2 separate regions of the Homo sapiens genome follow, and region 2 is linked to region 1. Evidence: chromatin loops called from intact Hi-C (ENCODE). Cell type or tissue: PC-3. All regions are shown on one strand. Each heading gives the region's core, and the rest is flanking DNA. Links, peaks and the distances in the headings are about the cores only. Region 1 overlaps MCF2L2 (MCF.2 cell line derived transforming sequence-like 2). Region 2 overlaps ATP11B (ATPase phospholipid transporting 11B (putative)).

Evidence for each region. Hi-C counts contacts between places; a loop is a spot of excess contacts. Peaks named below come from ENCODE experiments on the same cell type or tissue, not always from the same donor. Only the 100,000 strongest peaks of a DNase experiment are listed, where the experiment ranks them.
Region 2: a loop joins it to region 1, with 3 times the contacts of the local background. A loop is called at or near these places in 5 of 110 quality-filtered maps.

What each region holds. Positions count from the first base shown.
Region 1 is chr3:183,179,814-183,190,271 of GRCh38, forward strand. MCF2L2 (MCF.2 cell line derived transforming sequence-like 2) reads right to left here. Exons shown (of 30, transcript NM_015078.4): 28 at 258-346. Among named protein-coding and RNA genes, the nearest start is that of LAMP3, 22 kb to the left of the region's middle. In PC-3, for the core only: CTCF peaks have their summits at 4,976 (motif pointing right) and 9,277 (motif pointing left); DNase peaks (open chromatin) are centred at 4,978 and 6,118; H3K27ac peaks cover 1,586 bases.
Region 2 is chr3:182,905,463-182,915,920 of GRCh38, forward strand. ATP11B (ATPase phospholipid transporting 11B (putative)) reads left to right here. Exons shown (of 30, transcript NM_014616.3): 29 at 8,399-8,532. Among named protein-coding and RNA genes, the nearest start is that of DCUN1D1, 70 kb to the right of the region's middle. RefSeq lists a silencer at 8,580-8,719. In PC-3, for the core only: a CTCF peak has its summit at 3,989; no DNase peak of the experiment used is centred there.

The DNA of each region.
Region 1 (10,458 bases), core at 1,441-9,440:
GGGCTCTCAGCGGGAGCCCCAGTTATGACCGGACACCAGCGCACCGCCAAGGAGACAGCCACGTGGGGACATGCTGGACTAGGAGGGTCAGAGCCAGTTTGAGGGTCTGGTGACCTCGGCTCCCTGGCTTAACCAGGTCCTTATGGGTGAGAATCCTGAGGAGGGGGAGAGGGATGGAGGCTAGGGACAGGAGGCAGGAGGAGCTGATGAATAGGAAGGAGGGAAGAAGATGAAAGAAACAAAAGGGAAGTAATTACACTCAGAGCACTGCTCTCCTTTTCCATGTCTTCTGCGCCTTCACAGTCTTCAAAGGTGTCCATGGAGCTAAACTCCCTGCTGGAGCAGCCTTAGGGAGAGAAAGGGAAGGATGGGGCCTCTGTGGGGTGGGAGGACATCCCCTCTGCCCATGGCAGGGTGTAGCAGGCAGTGCCTGTTGCAGGCACGGTCCTCCCCATCTCTAACTCCTGCTCTCCAAGGGCCTGCACTGCGCTGGGCTGTGAGGGGGTCTGTGATCTCCAGGCTGCTTTTCCAGCGCCGAGATGCCGTAATTCACCGAGAAGGCGCGTCCACATGCTGTTCATGGCCCTACCTCCCCGTTCCTCCAAGAAAACAGTCATTGTTTTTTGTGTTTGCCAGTCTTCTAACCACGCCTCCTTCCCTTCCTCCTCCCCTGTCTCTTTCTCACCCTCCCCTCCTTGCCTCCTTTTCTCTCCCCTAATTAATGTCCATTTCCCATCTCCCTGGCAGCCTCTGCCAAGTGTCACTGCTCCCCATAAGGGAAAATCAGAGGAACAAGCAAGTGCATCCATCCTGCCTCTCTCTGCAGTGAACTGATTAATTAATCCATCAGTCTTGTCTATGGCGCACATGTTACATCCCTGGGGCGGTGTTGGACACTGTGGGGAACAGCAGCCACTGCCAAATACTGAACAACTGCCCTGTGCCTGGTGGTATGTTAGGCATTTGTCAAAGTTTAAGCCTCACAACCCTGTAAGGGTCTCAGCCCCCTTTACAGTTGGGGAAACAGACAGCAATGGTCACTTGGCCAAGTCCTCTTGGCCTGTGGCAGGGCAGCTGTCTTCTCCAGCACTCCTGCTCTTTACCCTCGCTCTGAGTGAGATGGAGTCTCTGCCCCACATGGCTCACAAGCCAGGGTAGGGAGCAGAGCATCTGCAGAAAGGTCCCAACACAGGACAGCCCCAGACCGAGGGTCAGCTGAGTAGTCTACGCGGCGGGAGCCGTGCTAGGAAAGTGTCTGCTCAGGCGAGAATTCAGGGAGGTTTGGGCAGGACTTGAGGGGCAGACAGGACTGGAGAGGGAGGGCATTCTGGGCAGAGGCATGGCCAGAGGGCGGTAGGCGGCAGTGGAGGGAGCTGCAGTTATCTGGGTGAGCAGGCAGCACAAGTAGCGTCTCCTGGGCTGCTGCCCCAAGCCCCCAACAAGCCACGTTCTGGGCCCCAGGCCCTCCCCAGAGCAGATCAGTGGGGGCTGTGTGAGTAACATGGGGGCGGGGGGGCAGCTGGGCAGCACCTCCCTGGAGGCCCCTCTGAAATCCTGCCTGACTCTGGCAGGCTCCGAGGGGGCTGGACACCCTCCTCTCAGGTTGAAGCAAGTCCTGGTTGAGTTCCTAGTCCCAGGAGGTGGGAGGGGCAAGGGGTGGAGGGCAGAGGAGAAACTGCCTCAGGGATGTGCCCCCTGCCTTCATCCTCCAGACAGGACTTGGGAGCATCTAAGGAAACCCAAGACTCCTCTTTAGAGAAGTCATCCAGCCCTGGGGTCCCCTTATGCCAGGAGCAAGCAGTGAGAATGGAAGAATGATTGTCTTGCTGAAAGTTCTGTGATGGAGGGATAGAGGGACAGAGGGAGCCATGCCCTTGACCATCCCCTGCATGAATAGGAAGGGCTGTGTCTCCAGGGTCCATGGCCTCTGTGCCCCGGATGATGCCAGGGCTGCTAGGGACCATAGAGCCACCCACTGGGAGGCTGGCGGTTGGGCCTGGCTCAGGAGCCTTCGTCAGCCATAGGCAGCCACAGCCTGGGGTGGGCAGGGCTGGGAGGCGACACAGGAACTGAAAAACCTGACAAGCTCTAGCCCCTCCGCAGGGTAAGTGGTACCTCCAGGTAAAATGATTAGTTGGTTCCAGCCCCTCTGCAGGGTAAGTGGCACCTGGGGTAAAATGACTGCCTGGAGCTGGCAGCTGCTTTCCCTGCTCTCGCGGGCCCTGCAGGGAAGCGGGGAAGGGAAGGGGGCACAGCGCTGGGCACAGAGGGGCTCTCAGACCCTGGACTCAACTGTTTCAGGGTCATCTGAAACAGTCAACTGTTTCCTCTAGCCCATTCCCTGCCTCCAGGCGAGGATTTGCCTGAACGTGGAAAGAGGAAGGATCCTCCCAGTGCTGTCAACCCCAGATTCCACCTCCCTGTGGGGGACTGTCAGCGCAGGCCCTGACAACGCAGAGAAAGACACAGGACCCACCTGGGCCAGTGACAGCAGGAGCTCCGGGTGCCACAGGTGAGGGTGGGGATGCCTGGAGCACCACGGGGGGCCTGGTTTAGTCTAGAGCCAGGTTTTCCATACACCTTAGAGTGCAACCTCAGGGAGATGCAAATTTTACCCCCTAACACAGCATACACGCAGAAACACATTTATACAATTCAAACACAAGCGGACGGAACAATATTTACCCTTAGAGTGTGTGAAGTCCTCATCTGTCCCACCTCATCCTATCATGCTTTGTTCTATCCTAGGAGACAAAGCAGGAGGGGGGGCTGCGGAGGTGGGGGAGTCTCATCCAAGCCCTTGGGTGACACGTCTCTCCTGAGACAAACTGCAGCTGCTCTGGGTGTGCCCTCGCCTGTCTCCCTCCAGGCCCCGGGTTCCTGCCAGCAGAGACAGTAACCTATTCACCAGGTATCCCCCAGGGCTCCTGGAAGAAACTCAGAATTCTCAGAACCAGAAAACCTTAGAGAGCATCCTGCAGGCAAAGCCCCTGGTTCTCTGCGGAGGAAAGTGCGGCTCACAGGGTGCCCCGCCAGGGATGGTAATTGACCACCAGGCTGTGTGCCTTGTGGGGACTGGCTTAAGGCCCTGTGGGAGCTGAGTCAGGGCCAGGACCGGGGTGTCCTGACTCCTAGAGATCATGTTCCCTTCCTCACCCAGGCCTTCCAGTCCCAGCCCTGGGCTTTTATTTATTTATTTTGGAGACAGAGTCTGGCTTGTCACCCAGGTTGGAGTGCAGTTGTGTGATCACGGCTCACTGCAGCCTTGACTTCCTGGGTTGAACTGATCCTCCCACATCAGCCTCCTGAGTAGCTGGGACCACAGGCACATGCCACCACACCCAGCTAATTTTTGTATTTTTTGGTAGAGATGGGGTTTTACCATGTTGGCCAGGCTGGTCTTGAACTCCTGAGCTCAACTGATCTGCCCACCTCAGCCTCCCACAGTGCTGGGATTACAGATGTGAGCCATCATGCCCACCTCCTGGGCTGACTTTTGCTGTCTTACATCATCTGCATATTTAATCCCCTGCTGGATTCACTGGTCATGGGCTCTGAGGCCCTAAGAGTCTTAGGCACTAAGGAGCTGGCAGCACTGAGGGGACCCCAAAATCTCAGACTCAGGATCTGGCCAGTCACAGGCATGTGAGGGAACAACTGAGAGGCCCATTGCCCCATGGCAGGAGAAGGTGCTCTGGAGTCAGTCAGACCTGAGGGCAGTCAGACCTGATTCTCACTCTGTCACTCACTAGCTGTGTGATCTTGGATACATCACTTAACCTCTTGAGCATCAGCTTCCTTATCTCTAAAATGGAGATAATAACATCGATTTTGCAGTCTTGGTATGAGGATTAGCAAATCTTCTGATAAAGAAAAATGCCTGGTACATCATAGGAATTCAACAAATAGTACCTGTTATGATTATTGTGTATAGCAATTACAATAATACTAAAGAGAGGGTCTCAAAACAGCTCTGGGCACTCCAGGTGTGCTATTATTACTTACATTTCAGGGAGGTTTGTCTGCCATTGTCTCATCCTCATAAACACTCAGGGAAAGAAACATTATAAGGATAATAAATGGCTTTAAAAAGAAACAGAGCAAACACACACACACACACACCCCTCAGAAAAACCATGCCAAACACACAGGCTCTTGACAAATATTCAATCTGATTATAGCAAAACTGTTTTGTTTTGTTTTGTTTTTTTGTTTGTTTTTGAGACAGGGGTCTCGCTCTGTCGCCCAGGCTGGAGTGCAGTGGCGTGATCTTGGCTCACAGCAACCTCCTTCTCCCGGGTTCAAGCAATTCTCCTGTCTCAGCCTCCAGAGTAGCTGGGACTACAGGCACATGCCACTATGCCTGGCTAATTTTTGTATTTTTAGTAGAGACAGGGTTTCACCATATTGGTCAGGCTGGTCTCGAACTCTTGATCTCAGGTGATCCACCTGCCTTGGCCTCCCAAAGTGTGAGATTACAGGCGTGAGCCACCATGCCCAGCTGATTATAGCAAAATTCTAAGTGATAGTTGTATTCTTGGAAAATGAATGGAACGACTTTTGTCCCAGCCAAGATCTAGTGGTGTGTTGGAGCAGATACACCCTGAGTCTCTGGGGCACTCTCAGTCTATGTATCAGATAAGCATAAGGAGTATTGGTGGAGAAGGACAAGAATGGGAAAGGTGGGCGATGAGAATTCCTGCAGATAAGGACTGGTGAGAGTATTCTCTTTTGAAACCCTTAGTCGACAATCTTTCTGGTGCATATCAGATAAGCTGAATGGTTTAGGAAATCTAGTGTTCACATTTAGTGCTTAGAATTCTAAGCTTTTTTATTTTGCTTAAACAAATGGAATGAAATTTATTAACAAGTGAACCTAGTAATGAGCTGAAATTATTCTCACCAGCATACATATTTTTGGTAAATTATAGACTTTGAAGACAAAATCATGGTGTTTCCCTTACTGTCCAGTGGATGGCACAAAGAGACCATTGTAGATCCTGCTGGTTCAGCGGTAGCTCTCAATCCATAGATATTAAATGGGCAAATTCTATTTTTATTGTCTTTCAAACTAGATTTTTCTCAATGCACAACTTTTTTTTTCTTTTTCTTTTTTTTTTTTGAGACGGAGTCTCGCTCTATTGCCAGGCTGGAGTGCAGTGACACGATCTCGGCTCACTGCAACCTCCGCCTCCCGGGTTCAAGTGATTCTCCTGCCTCAGCCTCCTGAGTAGCTGGGGACTACAGGCGCATGCCACCATGCCCAGCTAATTTTTTTGTAATATCAGTAGAGACAGGGTTTCACCATGTTGGCCAGGATGGTCTCGATCTCCTGACCACGTGATCCGCCCACCTTGGCCTTCCAAAGTGCTGGGATTACAGGCGTAAGCCACCGCGCTTGGCCAATTATGCACAACTTTTTAAGGACCATCTCTATCACATGAACTAAAGGATATCATTTTCACTTGGGGGTGGGAAGTGGTGAGCTGCTTAAAAGCAATGCCTAAACCCCCTGGGCTTTCCTTCCTTTCACTTGGAAGAACCAGGGGGTAACTAACTGCTAACAATTCCATGCTTTCAGAGATCTAGGCGCAAGCCTAAGGGCTTCATCTCATTTAATCCTCATGGCAAGACTGTACAGTATTATCTCCATTTTGTAAAATGAATGATAAAAAGAACTTAAGCACAGACAGGCTATAGAATCCATCCAAAGAGATGGAGCTGCACTTGAGGCTGGGTCTTTGAGACCTGAGTTTGAGCCCTTCATCATTGTGTTGTGTGTGCTGCTAACCAATTTCCCCTCTCTGTCTTCTAGGATTTAATACATGGTGTCACATTCTGTCTGATCCATCCCAGTAGCTCTCCAGAGCTCCCAACAGGAGAGAGTTCCAAAATGTTTCCAGGGGTACTAGGCTCGGTTACAATATTTTGCTTGGTGGCCCAGAGTATAAACGTGGATATCTTAGGCTGGTCTATAGCTGAAACGTCTATTTCATTTGCAAGCCTATCTTTGGCTAAGAGGAAGTGAATCATTCTTGAGAACATCTAATTAATTGCTTTCAGATTCCACATGTTGACATTCTCAGGGCACATTTTTTTTTTCCCGTGCATTTCTGTTGTCAAAGTCCCTGCCAGCTCCTAAGGCAGTCTGAGCTGGCTGTCTTAGACTTTCAGAGCTGCTGGAAGCTTGGGGGAGGGAGGGGCTGTAGGTCAAAGAAACTTTATAACCTAGCTTTACCTCCCAGCTCAGCCACCAGCTGCCCTCAAATGTTCTGGATTGGAATAAGCCCAAAGATGAGTGGCAGGAGGGAAGGGCAAGCCAATACGTCTAGTTTGGTTCAGTCAAAGCCTTGCCCATTTCATCAGAATTTTAATGGAAAATTTCCAATAAGATTAAAATATAAGGTCACCCCAATTTTAGTATGGCTCCATTTAAAAAAAATCATGCATATCTTTGTTTTGCAATGGGGCCTTACTCTTGCCCAGGAGAGGTGCGGTGGTACAATCATGGCTTACGGCAGCCTCAACCTCCTGAGCTCAAGCAATCCTTTCACCTTGGCCTGCCAAATAGCTAGGATTACAGACACCCACCACCATGCCCAGCTAATTTTTAAAAAAAATTTTTTGTAGGTCCAGTGCAGTGGCTCATGCCTGTAAATCTCAGCACTTTGGGAGGCCGAGGCAAGCGGATCACCTGAGGTCAGGAGTTTGAGACCAGCCTGGCCACAATGGTGAAACTGCCGTCTCTACTAAAAACACAAAAATTAGCGAGGTGTGGTGGTGGGCACCTGTAATCCCAGCTACTCGGGAGACTGAAGCAGGAGAATCAATTGAACCTGGGAGGTGGAGGTTGCAGTGAGCCAAGTTCGTGCCATTGCACTCCAGCCTGGGCAACAAGAGTGAAACTCCGTCTCAAAAGTTTTTGTGGAGATGGGGTCTTGCGATATTGCCCAGGCTGGTCTCAAGCTCCTGGATATCAAGTGATCCTCCTGCTTTGGCTTCCCAAAGTGTTGGGATTACAGGCATGAGCCACCACAACTGACCAAATCATGCATTTCTATAGACAACGTCTGCAAGAAGATATTAATGGTGATTATATCTGGTTATGTTGGATTTGTATTTTTATTTGTACTTTCCTGTATTTTCTAAATTCCTGACATTCTACATGTGTACTCCTTTAATAATCAGAAAAGGAAACTTAAAATAGTTAAAACCAATTGGTCAGATATGTAAAATAACCCACCATCTCTCCAGAGAGGGCTGTTTGCTAGAACTTATTTTCTTCATTGAAATACTAGAGTGCCCCAATAAGTTTGAATAACACAAAAAAAAAGATAATGAAAGTAACTAAATTATCTAGGCCCAAAAGGAAATGCCACAAAAATTGGCAAAGAAACAACCATGACGTGCTATACCGGATAGCTCCTAGGCCCCCTTGGAGACCCTGAGGTACCCGACGAGGGACCTGTAGTAAGGCTGGCAGACAGGTTCTTCCTCTGTTAGCTCTGAGGTACAACAGTTATTCTCATTTTTATGTCTTTCACATGGCCAGAACTTTGCAAATCAGAGGCAAAGTGAATTCAGAATTAAAAATTTTCAGCACCATCCAAGTCAGTAAAACAGTCTTAGCTTATAACCTTTATTTTTTTTATTATTTTATTATTTTTTTATTTTTGGATGGAGTCTTGCTCTGTTTCCAGGCTGGAGTGCAGTGGCATCATCTCAGCTCACTGCAACCTCCGCTTCCTGAGTCCAAGTGATTCTCCTGCCTCAGCCTCCCGAGTAGCTGGGACGACAGGCATGCGCCACCACGCCCAGCCAATTTTTGTATTTTTAGTAGAGACGGGGTTTCACCATGTTGGCCAAGATGGTCTCAATCTCTTGACCTCCTGATCCTCCCGCCTCGGCCTCCCAAAGTGCTGGGATTACAGGCGTGAGCCACCGCGCCCAGCCCTTTATTTTTACTGTAAGCTGCCAGTAAACAGCACACCCACCTGTCTGCTGACTGTCCCATCTGGAAGTTGTGTAGGTCCTTACTGAATCTTACCTTCTTCCCTTCCCCTACCCAGACCCCATCCCAGCTGGCACGTGGAATCCTTTCCCTTTCTCCTCATGTCAATAGACCAGCAGGCAAAGAGAGCAGTTACCATAGTGGAAGGAGAAACGGGTCCTAGTCGTGGTGAGGAGGTAGGGCTGCTGCTTAACAAAGGCCGAGAGGGACATGTCTGATGCTCAGGTGATCCACTAGGACATCTCGCAATACTCCCATGCCCAGCTGTAACTATGATGGCCAAGTCCAAGAACCATAGCCTGATAAGAGTCTAGGACCCCCACTATACATGCCACCAGTAGAAGTGCCTGATGGGGAGAGGGATGTCTAGAATGAGTAGGAGGGAATGATGACAAAGCACAGCCAAGGACCAACTGCAGTGGCAGGTGGCAGCCACAGATTGAGTTAAGTAGGATTCTTGCTGTGTTCCCTAGTGGAAGCATCTCCCTTGTTGAGACCCACTGAGGTTAAAGTTGGAGACATGGGGAGAAAACAATGTCCCCGTGTTCATCACTAGAGTCATGATGGGCAAGGTCACAACTCATTTGACTTCTTGGCTCCCAGATTCATATACTCTGCCTCTTGGGGGCACTTCACCATAATACAGCCATTGGTTCAGTTGTATGCTGCATCCTGAGGGACAGCACTCCATCCCCGCAGTGCCATGTCCAAACTGCTGCCCCGCCTCACTCTCAAGAGGCTGTCCCACTACTCTGTCAGGCACCAGCTTCTGAATGCAGTGGTAAGACTCTGTCCTGTGATCACGTCTATGGCTGATTCTCTTTTGCCATACTGAGTCCCCTGATCAAAGCAGTGTTATACAGCCTGGCGCGCTGGCTCATGCCTGTGATCCCAGCACTCTGGGAGGCAGAGGGGGATGGATCACTAGAGGTCAGGAGTTCAAGACCAGCCTGGTCAACATGGTGAAACCCTGTCTCCTCTACTAAAAATTCAAAAATTAGCTGGGTGTGGCATGAGCCTGTAATCCCAGCTACTCGGAAGGCTGAGGCAGGAGAATCACTTGCACCCAGGAGGTGGAGGTTGCAGTGATCCCTGATGGTGCCGTTGCACTCCAGCCTGAGCGACAAGTGTGAAACTCTATCGCAAAAAAAAAAAGCAACGCTTATGATTGATCACACACTGTACTTTCTAACCTGAAGGGGTCTGGTAAAATCAACTTGTCTTCTCAAGGGACAGTACCAAACTGGGGGCTCAGCACTGACCTCTGCTGGCATGTCGGACATTTAAAAGTGGTAGCAGCTAGAGCAGTCTTGAAGACATGGAGCCCTCACTGCTGGGGCCGAGCACTGCTGGGTTCAATTCTGCTACCAAGGCTTCTCCATTTCCGAGCCCATGGTGCAGGCACTGGGGTGCCTAAGAGGAAGTGCACTAACTGGACTTCTGCTATGCACCTTCTTTAGGGGGCATTAAAGCACAGTTCAAAGACTCTCACATTTTGAGTTAACCCCCACAGGCCTGTGTGCCCCTTCTCCAGTCAGGTCATGTTGTCATTTGATCCTAGTTATTATTCTGAAAGGGTTCAGGAAGGGAGGTGGGGACAGATCTTGGAAAGGGCAAACATTGCCTTGTATGCCTCATCTGAGGCTTCCGCATAGTCTTAGGGGACTGGGAACCGTCTTAAGTGAATCTCACCTTCTTCCCTTCCCCCAGCCAGGCCCTAGCCCTACTGGCATGAGGAATCCTATCTCTTTGTCCTCATGCCAGGAGACCAGCAGGCAAAGAGAGCAGTTACCATACTGGAAGGAGAAATGGGTCCTGGTCATCAGAAGGAGGTACTCCTCAAGGGACAGTACCTGAGGGAGACACTTCCACTAGGGAACACAGCAAGAATCCTACTTAACTAAATCTACGGCTGCCGCCTGCTGCTACAGTTGGTCCTTGGCTGTACTTTGTAGTACAAGGCGAAGTAGGCCACTGCTGCCAGCCCAGGAGGTCAAGGGCATTTACCCAGACATCCTCATTCCCAGTTTTTGGGTCCCTTATCTTCCCTCTCAGGATCTAATGACTCATCTACTGGCACTAGGAGTCCAAAATGACCAGATGGCAGACTCGCCTAGGCTGAGAATTCTTCCTTCTCTCAAATTCTGCCACTTTTACCAGCCCAGTCTGCCTCTGCTGTAGGAGATGAGAGGCTAAATGTTGGCAGGGAGGCCCCCTGATTCTGATCCTGTGTTTTAAATCGATAATTAGTCTGACCCTGTTACTTTCTCCCTTCAGTGCATCAACGGGAGGCTCTTAGCAACAGCCTCCCAACTCTACCTTCCTGATAGATAATATTTTCCTCAAAGCTCTCAAATGCTAGAGACATTGCACCAGCTGGTGTGTCCCCATCCACCTGTATCTGATCCCAGGTCACCACAGGTGAAGGTCTGAGCAATCGAACTGCT
Region 2 (10,458 bases), core at 930-8,929, 270 kb before region 1:
TACCTTTTCAATAAGAACCCTAAATCTTGGTGGCAAATGAATTTAATAGAAGAAACTGAATTTTATTGAAAGAAATTTGGTTTTAACTTAGCTGTAATATATGTTTAGTTAGAGCTTCGTGCACTGAAAAATCATGGCTTTATTTTGTGTGCTTGTGTTCCCCTTAAGAAGTTCCCATTAGCCCTCTTTTGTGACAGTAAATGTACTGTTCTTTGAACATTCTTTTGTGCCTCAGATTGTGAATGCCAACTTGTTGCTTTGATCTTAAACCTCTATATGGTGAAGAGTATCATTCTGTAATATGAGACTTGTTGCTTTTCTGTCCTTCCAGATGGAAGAAGATAAGGGTTCAGTCAGCTCAGCATATGAATTTGCTGAAAGCCAGCACAGAGGGGAGGACAGTAGGCACCTGCTAGCTGAGGCTTGCAGCCAGCAGGACAGTTGTTGCGTGCACTAGGTAGTACTGCGCTGGACCTTCCCGGGCACTCATCCGCTAAGTTCTCATGCTTGGGGGGCATGTCATGGGACACCTGACCTGACATTTCCATTTCTTTACTAATTCCTTCACTGTTCCTCATATGTTGTTTTAGTTTCGTTGTTTTCCTTTTTTGTGGTCTTTACATTTTTCATATGTCCATCCCTGAAAATTTTGTCAATCTCTCTTTAGAGTTCCAAAGATAAATCAGACTTCACCTCACATTCTAAGCTGTGAAGATATTCTCACAACCTATTGTCTTACATTCAAGAAAATACTCCTTTTTACTTCTCCTTTTGAAAATGTCATGCTATTTCTGTTATCTCTGAAATCATTTTCCCCCTTGAAGTTGTAGTTGTGTATCATTTACCCATCTTAATATAGTTGGATACTGAATTACTTATCTAAGTCACCTCTTAAGTTGAATGATCAAAGAGTAGGGTGCTTAGACTTAGTACTGAGAAATTTTCTGCTGACTGCTGCTATTCAACAAACTTTCCATTCTTTTCATAAATTTTTTCTTTGAGACAGGGCCTCATTCCATCTCCCAGGCTAGAGTGCAGTGGCACGATCATGGCTCACTGCAGCCTCGACCTCCCGGGCTCAAGCGGTCCTCCCACCCTCGACCCCTCTCCCCCAGTAGCTGGAACTACAGGTGCATCCCACCATGCCCAGGTAGTTTTTTGTATTTTTTGTGGAGACTGGGTCTCGCCGTGTTGCACACACTGGTCTCAAACTCCTGGGCTCAAGCGATCTACCTGCCTCAGCCTCCCAAAGTGCTGGGATATAGGCGTGAACCCCCACACCTGGCTCATAAATTTTCATAGTTGTATCTGTTTTAAAAAAAAAAAAAAGAAGAAGAAGAAGAAGGCCGGGCATGGTGGCTCACGCCTGTAATCCCAGCACTTTGGGAGGCTGAGGCGGGTGGATCATGAGGTCAGGAGACCGAGACCATCCTGGCTGACACGGTGAAACCCCGTCTCTACTAAAAATACAAAAGCAAAAATTAACTAGGTGTGGTGGCGGATGCCTGCAGTCCCAGCTACTCGGGAGGCTGAGGCAGGAGAATGGCATAAACCTGGGAGGCGGAGCTTGCATTGAGCTGAGATGGCACCACTGCACTCCAGCCTGAGCGACAGAGTGAGACTCCGTCTCAAAAAAAAAAAAAAAGAAAGAAAGAAGAATTGATGAGAGCTTGATTTTCTCTTCTCTCGAGGAATAACCCTGACAACCATTTCGAGACCTAATAGGGATATGCAGAATATTTGGATTGGTAGTAATGATGGAGGATAAAATTTCCTGCCACTAATAATTGTATTATTTGGACTAATTGCTATTTTATTTATTGTAATTACTAGTCAAGAAAGTGCTGTTGTCTCATATGGGAGAAGCAGTGATGAAACTTTGTAACAAAGCCACTTGAAAATTGTAAATCTTTTAACCACACTATAAATCAGACCCTGGAACAGGTAGAATAATTTGAAGAATCTGGACTATTCTATAAGATACAGTTTTAAATTAGATTAGTGGATTACCCTAAATGAAAAATTAATCAACTCTGTTATTAAATATCATCAGTTGAAAAGATATTCAAAAGAATCCTGAATTTTTGTGTGTTTTGGTATGCTTCATATGATTATATTTACAGTATATTTCTGTTGCATTGTGCCTTGCTATAGAAAGATGTTTAGGCTTTTTTAATAGGCTCTGATTGAGCGCCAAAGAAAGCTCATGTGAAGAGCTTGCTGCTGCCTAGGATTTATGTTATGCCTTGGATAGTCTACAAAGCAGATAATCTCCTAAGACCTGACTAAAACTATAAAATTGTGTCCTCTGTAATAAAAGGTCCCCACACATTTAAGTTCTAGTGGATATTTCATATGATGTGGATCTGGTACTGCTTTGCTTTAATATGTCCATTAAATGTACAGTACAGCTGAGAATTGGGTTCTTAGAATGTTCCCATTAAATAACAGGAGCCTTATTATGGTGACTTTTGCCAAGGAATGATAAGTGAATTCTCTCTTACAGCCTGTGACATTAATTTACCGTCTGCATTAAATTTGGGGATTTTATCATTTTTCACAGGTATTAATTTCTTCCTCACCTAAATTACAAATTCCTAGTCATATGTTGTTATTTATGTAACCAGTAGAATACATTAAAACAAAAGGCCCTTAGTCCTCTTTCAAACTAAGAATAAGCCAGATTATTAAAATAAATTTACCGAATCAATATAATTCTCATATTATTATTTTCTTTTTTTTTTTTTTTTTTTTTTTTTGAGCTAGACATAGGGTCTCACTCTGCTGCCCAGGCTGGAGTGCAGAAGCACCATCTTGGCTCAATGCGACCTCCACCTCCTGGGTTCAAGCAGTTCTCCTGCCTCAGCCTACAGACGGGCTGGGACTACACACGCAGCTAATTTTTGTATATTCAGTAGAGACAGGGTTTCGCGTTGTTGGCCAGGCTGTTCTCAAACTCCTGGCCTCAAGTGATTCACCTTCCTTGCCTCCCAAAGGTCTGGGATTACAGAAGTAAGCCACCGCACCTGGCCCATATTCTTAGGTATGTAATACATACAGAAATCTCCTTCTCTTAAGAAATCCCTAAAAGACAGTATGGAAGTATTTTATAACAATCTTTCTAAGTTGTTTATTTTACTTAGAGGGAAGGAGAGAGGAAAGGGAGTTTAGAAGAGTGAATATGAGCTTGAAGAATGTTTTGGAGAAACAGGCCTTGAGTAAGATATACCAGTTACCCAGATTTCATCACTACCTGGCTATCTCCATTGCAGTTCTGAATTATGAGATGAAGCTCATTACTTGTTTTAGAGATTTTATGATTCTTAATCAGATTTGAAAATCAGTAACATTTGATGACTTGATTTTACATTAAAAAGAAAAACATTTCCTTAAACACAAACCTCTTCTTTTTTCATTTTTGTTTTTAAAATTAGAGTTTAAGCCTTCTTTCCAAATAACTCCTTGAAGGCCATGCAAGGTGCTCACTTTGATTATCCAGTATATAGAACACCTTTAAGGGCAAAAGACCTAGCATGGTTAATTGTTTGACAGTTATTATCTAAACTTTAAAAAACAAAAACCTTTATTTGATTTGATAGAATGTCATAGGTGTGACTAAAAAATGTTAGAAATGTGAGACATTTTTCTAAAATTTATAAGATTTAAGGAAGGTTGTAAGGTTTCAGGAAAATATTTTGTATAAGCAATAAGAAATGTCTTAGTGTTTATTGTCATTGACATGAAAATAATGGAAATAAAAGCAGTGAGCCAGAATTTATTTCAAAAGGCAATTTCTGTGAAGATGAGCATTTTTATTATCTGTGCATAGTCATGTTGAATAGACATAGTTGTTTTGCTTGACAGCCTTTCTAGCACTAAATTATGTGGTCATTCCTGGGAGCAAGTGTGGTGGAAAGTGAGGCTTACCAATCACAACTTCTAGTAAATTAAAAGTTACCTCTTGGTACCACTAGGTGGGGTCTCACTCCCATTACTATGCTTTTTTTTTCTTTTCTATTATTTAAAAGTGGTCTCCCAAAACATGTAATGATTTCCCCCAAAAATGTAATGATTTCCTCTCCTTACTTTGAATGAAATGGGCTCTAAATGCTCCACTCCCATTCTCCTCACCCAATTATACTGGCAACTATGTCTATACAGGTACTCTGGCCCGAGCTCCCAGTTCCTGAATATTGAGATCAAAGATGTATATATGGGAAAGTAGTAGAGCTTGGAGGTTTGCTAGAGAACAGTATAGCATTTTCTATAGATAGCTTTACAGAAACACAGCCAACATTCAGCATTTTAAAAGCAGCTGAGGCTGGCCACGGTGGCTCATGCTTATAATCCTAGCACTTTGGGAGGCTGAGGTGGGCGGATTGTCTGAGCTCAGAAGATTGAGACCAGCCTGGGCAACATGGTGAAACTTCATCTCTACTAAAATGCAAAAAATTAGCTGGGCGTGGTGGTGTGTGCCTGTAGTCCCAGCTACTCAGGAGGCTGAGTCATGAGAATTGCTTGAACCCAGGAGGCGGAGGTTGCAGTGAACCAAGATCACACCACTGCACTCCAGCCTCCAGCCTGGGCAACAGAGTGAGACTCGGCCTCCAGAAAAAAAAAAAAAAAAAAAAAAGCAGCTGAGTTCTTTTTTTTCTTTAGAGAAAAAAGGAAACATATACATACAAACTATATATTCACATATATATACACTTAGTTCAAAAAGTGATCTGAAGAAGTCATTTCTTAAAATTTTTGACATTTCAAGATGTTTACCTTCTCTGTTGGGATGTCCATATTTTAATAACTGTCCTTCAGTTTTAAAGCAAAGGATGGCCAGGCTCAGTAGCTCACACCTGTAATCCCGGCACTTTGAGAGGCTGAGGTGGGAGGACCACTGGAGGCCAGGAGTTTGAGACCAGCCTGGGCCGTATAGTAAGACCCTGTCTCTACTAAAATTAAAAATTAGCCTGACATGATGACGCACACCTGTAGTAGCTACCCAGGAGGCTGAGGTGGAAGGATTGCTTGAGCCCAGGAGGTTGAGACTGCAGTGAGCTAGGATCGATTGTGCCACTGCACTCCAGCCTGGATGACAGAGCAAGACCCTGTCTCTAAAAATAATAAAAATAAGGTGAAAGGTGATGAATGCAAAGCAAGATGATTACCAGGGTCAGATCCAGACCAAGGCAGTGTCTTGCACATATATGGATACTCAAGCGCTGGCTACCTTCTGGGTGTCATCTCGATGAATTTCTCCCAGTTGATTGAGCACCAGCTTTGAGCAAAGCACATGTTGTTAAACTAAAGTGTCAGACAAGATCCTTGCTCTTTTGAGTTTCTGGTTTAGTTCTCTCCAAGTAAATGTGGTGAAGGACCAGTTTGTTATTTTCTTGTTTTGTTTTAATTTCCAGTTTATCTTGAGCCAGTGCTTTTACAAATACAATAAAAATGAATTATAGGAAAATTAAATCTAAAAGATATATAAAATAAGCCCCAATTTTTAAATTATTGAATTTAACAGTTATAAACATACTTTGTCCAACTGCTGTAAAAATTTCTAAGCTCTTATTCTCACAGATTAGAAATGCTTATTTCTTCATGGGCCAGTAATAGTGTTTATGGATCAGCATTGATCTATGGACCACACTGTGAGTCACAACTGGTCTTTTTGCAAGGGGACAGTACCACTCCCTTACACTTAGGCTAAGCTTCTGCGGAATACACACCACACTGCTGCCCACACATAGCCACTCTTTCTCCTCCTTCAGCCTGGAATATCTTTTCCCCCCCATCTCCTGCTATTGAAATGCCCCCCCCCGCTAAGTCCTTTAAGATGTATTTTAAATGCCACCTTTTTCATCAAATCTTCATGCCCTCCCACCAGTACCACTAACAGCAGCTGGGTTTGAGCTTTCCCTCCTGTTTTCTGAGTAGTCTGCCTCTTATAATCATAAGGCAGGAAGTGCTATGGTAAAGGGGTTTGGGCTCTGCAAGCAAAGAAACCAAGATTCAAGCCCCAGATTAAGTGGGTGACCTTGAACAAATTCTTAACGGTTTCCTCATCTGTAAACTGGGGATGATCATGATGCCTATTCCTAAGGGCTGTTTAAGTTTTCAGTGAGACAATCCATGAGAAGCATCTTACATAGTCACTGGGGCATACGTGGTGAGCACTCCACTAATGTAACTGCTGTTGGTATGTCTTCCTGACTTGTCCTCTCTCCCACCTTCTTCCTTACCTTTAGCTCACCGGATTGAGCACAGGGTTACTATCCCCTGTGGAAAGTGGCACAGTACCTTGCTCAATAAATAGAAGTTTAAGTGCTTGTGCCAATTAAGTGATACAAATAAGCAGTGAAATAGAATCAGAGAAAGAGATGACTCATAGTTGGAGAGGTGAGGGAAGTTAATGGAGACGGTAGGATTTAAGCTGAACGCTGATGTAGGGGTCAGCATTCTGACCCTGATTGATGGCAGGCCCCGACACGTTGCCCACAGGCAGGGAACATTGGTTGGCTGGAGTGGAGACTGCACCAGAGCATTGGGAAGCAGAGCAGGAAAGGCAGCCTGGGGTCAGGCTGTAAAGGGCCTTCAAGGCTTCATGCGGTGTGGGGCTTTATCCTTTGAGCATGTAGGAGCCCTGGAGTCTGGGTTGCTACAAGGGGTAAATTTGAGATTGGGAAAACTGGAGTCCAGGGACCCAAAGAGAATACTGGAAAACTGATGAAATCCTGTTACCTAAACCAGCATTTCCTAAACTGTTCCTCTGAATATGAATGATCCTCCTGGTGTTGCTTAATATTTGCTGGTTGGTGGGTGGGGGTGTATGGTTTCTCCCACTAAGAAAATGAGTGGAGAATTATGATATCTCAGGCTTCCCCCATGGAGATGACCATGTATCCTGACTTCACAGTCCTCTACTTTAAAAGTCTGTTTAGAACTTTGTTAAATTAGTGTTTCCCAAATTTAATTGAACACTGACCCCCTTTTTTTTTTTCATGAAATGTCTGTAAATATCTTACAAAACACAGTTTAAGAAACTGTGCCCTAAACAATTCTAAACCAAGAGTATTGTAACGAAAGAACAAGTCAAGTTTGGCTCTTTCTCAGTGCTTAGCTGATCCTAGGACACTGTCATCAGGCAGTTGCCAGATAAGAACCATGTTGTTTCACACTGTGTGGTGTTGAATCTTCTGAGCATGGATCTTGCAGGACATCAGCAGTTGTTTACATTCAGAATGCCAGGTTTCTGTTCCATCACGTCCGTCTCTTCTGTTCATTGTGAGCATCTCCACAAACATCCTCTGTTGCCTGCACCCAGCACATGGTGATTCCCAACCTTCGTGGAAGTGCAGCCCTGTATTTATTCTCCTTCTCTATCCTCAAAAGATGTGTTACGTAGGATGTTATATATGTAAAAGAAGGTGAATTGAAATAAGGTGTTTTTTTTTTAAAACAACAGCCCTTGAAAAATTTCGGAGCATCTTTGACAAACAAAACCAGGGTTGGGATTCATCGAGCTACGTGGTCATACCATCTTTCCCCCTCATTTTTACTCAGTTAAAATTGTTAGTCGTGTGGAATAAAATTATCTTGCTGGGCTATTTATGCCTGAATCAACATAAATCTTGCATACTTTCAGAAAGTAATTCAGTTTCAAATCTTGATAGTACTACTTATTCACTTGTTTAATAAATTTTAATTTATTAAACTGTCAGCTAACTGTTACAAAGCAGGATGAGCTGATGATGGGATGATTGCCACTTAAAAGTTTTTAGCAATTTATGATAAATGATGCTTTTTTCAAAGATAAGTATGGAGTGGATCTATGTAGAGTGCTTAGAACCTGGCACATAGTAAAGCATACGTAAAGTGTTTGCTGCCATTGTTGTTGTTACTGAACATTGGGGTGAGGTCCTGCCTGATTGTTATTTCCCAGTCTTAAAGATAATTCATACTCCACTTATCTCAATTGTTGGACATTGTTCATTGAAATTGCAGGCTAGACATTTTTAATTGAAATTGCAGGAGCATTTCACCTAAAGAAAAACTCCATGCAGAATTGGAATTCATTACATTCCTGAGTGGTTGATGGAAATCATTTTGACCATAATAAATGATTAAAATGAAACATTAAAAGTAGATTTACATAATATCCAGCTTCTTAATTTATATAATTATTTTACTAGACCTCTAATTTAGGATACAAGGCTTTAAAATAATTTTGGATGGTTATACTCTAGTAAATTAAAGCCTTTCATATGTTTCCCATATTATAGAAAAACATGTAGGTTTATATATGTTACCTTTGATTTGAAAGTGCTTGTTGTAATGTTCTAATGCTTTTCAGAAGTCCATATCTTTAAACAACTGATGTTTTCTGCTTCACCTCCCGCAGCTTACTGAAACAAATGCAGGTATCAAGTGCTTGGACTCCATGTGCTGTTTCCCGGAAGGAGAAGCAGCGTGTGCATCTGTTGGAAGAATGCTGGAACGAGTTATAGGAAGATGTAGTCCAACCCACATCAGCAGGTGTGAAATCTCTCTAAGTAGCCTTTGCTGCAGATGAGTATCCTATCTGGAACAGGATGAACCTGCCGCTCTAGATACCTAATAAATCAGCAGCTGGTTTTACCAACTGAAGCAGGAAGTCTGCTATTTATTAGCACTCTTTGGTGGTAGATTTCACTTTGTGGCTTTGGGGTAAGGGCTTTTTCACTCACAAAGGAAGAGAAAGCACCTTTGAAGAGACTTCATCTAATGAACAAAAAATTTTGTTTCATAATCTTTCTAAAATGTGCTCAGTAGGAGTGTGTTTATGGTACTCTTTTATGGTTTGTATAACTTTCTTTTTTAAATTATACATATACTATTTCCTTTTTATTTTTTTAAAATTTTTTTGCTTTTTGTCTTTACAAAATAATCTCAACATAACAGTGAAGTCAAAGGCTTTCCTTTTCTTACTCTGTATGTATATTTTCCAGTTGGTTATTTGAGGCTTTGAGGTATTTATAAACACAAAAGGCTGTATTTCTGCTCCCCTACCTCTTCTTATGTCTGTAATGAAGTTTTGAAATGAGTCATGATTTTTAAGTTTCTTTTGCTTGGTATTTATTGCCTAATTAAAAGTGTATGAGTTAGAACAGGCTTTTTAAATTATGGAGTAAAAGAATCTTAGCATTTTTGTCCCCTCCTAAATCTGTTTCTTGAATGAGATTTATCACCATGCCTGCTGTTGTGCACCATAACGAAAAAAAACACCTTTTGGTAAACACCATTTAAAATTCATTTAAACTTGCAATGGATTTATTTATTCATACATTTCCCCAAGAGTTATATCACTATTTAGAGGATGTTAGGGGGTAGAAAGAGCTTTTTCCACACTTGGTGTTCTTTAGGTGAATGATACCATATTCTCAAAATCAGGGCAGCAGTACACGGTATGCATGGAGGTACAAATGGGCAGGGAGAGATGTTGGTTGCCATTGTCCCAAATGTGCTACATGAATATTAGCACTTTCTACATGTGCCAGGGCTTGGAAAAGGTTGGAAATTACCCCAGGAACAGGTTATAAAGAGTGAAGAAGGCACTACTCCTATCTACTGGAAAAAGGATTTTTATTATTTGGTTAGCTTTGTGTTTTAAAAAAATGATGAGTATGATATCATTCATCTGTTATAAAATTCAGGTAACTTTTACTGGTGAACTTGTTAGTTCTCACTTTAGCTTTAGCTTAGCCATGCCTTTATGATACAATTGAATTTATAAATAGCATTCTTATGTTAACATAATGTCTGTGGTTTCAATCCCCGTTTATTCTGACTTGATTATAACGTGATCTGAAATATTTCCATAATGCTGTGATACCATTTTGTAGTAATTTCATTCCACGTAGAAGGATGAGCACTTAAACTCTGGGACTTTGTTATGATTTACATAATTGTATTATAAAATGTGGCTCTGTCATGTACCTAGGCCAGCAAATTTCCCAAAGAGCTTGATTTATAATACTATTTTACCTAATAACATAGCTTCATTGCACAGAATCAAGATAGGAGTTAGACTAAGATACAATAGAACCTCTACAGAATTTTTTCAACTTCTCCTTCAATGGAAATTTCTCTTTAATGACAATATACGTTTTTGTTAATGATTTTTTTAAAACTAGAATTAATTTTAAATGAGCCCCAGATTTTTTCTGCTATATACATATATCCATTTTCTTGATATCGATTATGGTAATATGCCCCCATTATTCTTTACATAGCCATTTTGATGCAGCATTACCTCTTTTGAACCTGCCCCAGGAGTTATTGAATTTACTTTTACATGTTCTCTTGAAGGTAGCTATTATCATCTATACTTCTTTTCACTTAAAATTGCGCCATATTGTTTTTTTCTGAATTTTTTTATTCTCCTAATAAAATGTTTAACTTAGTAATTAATATCATATTAGA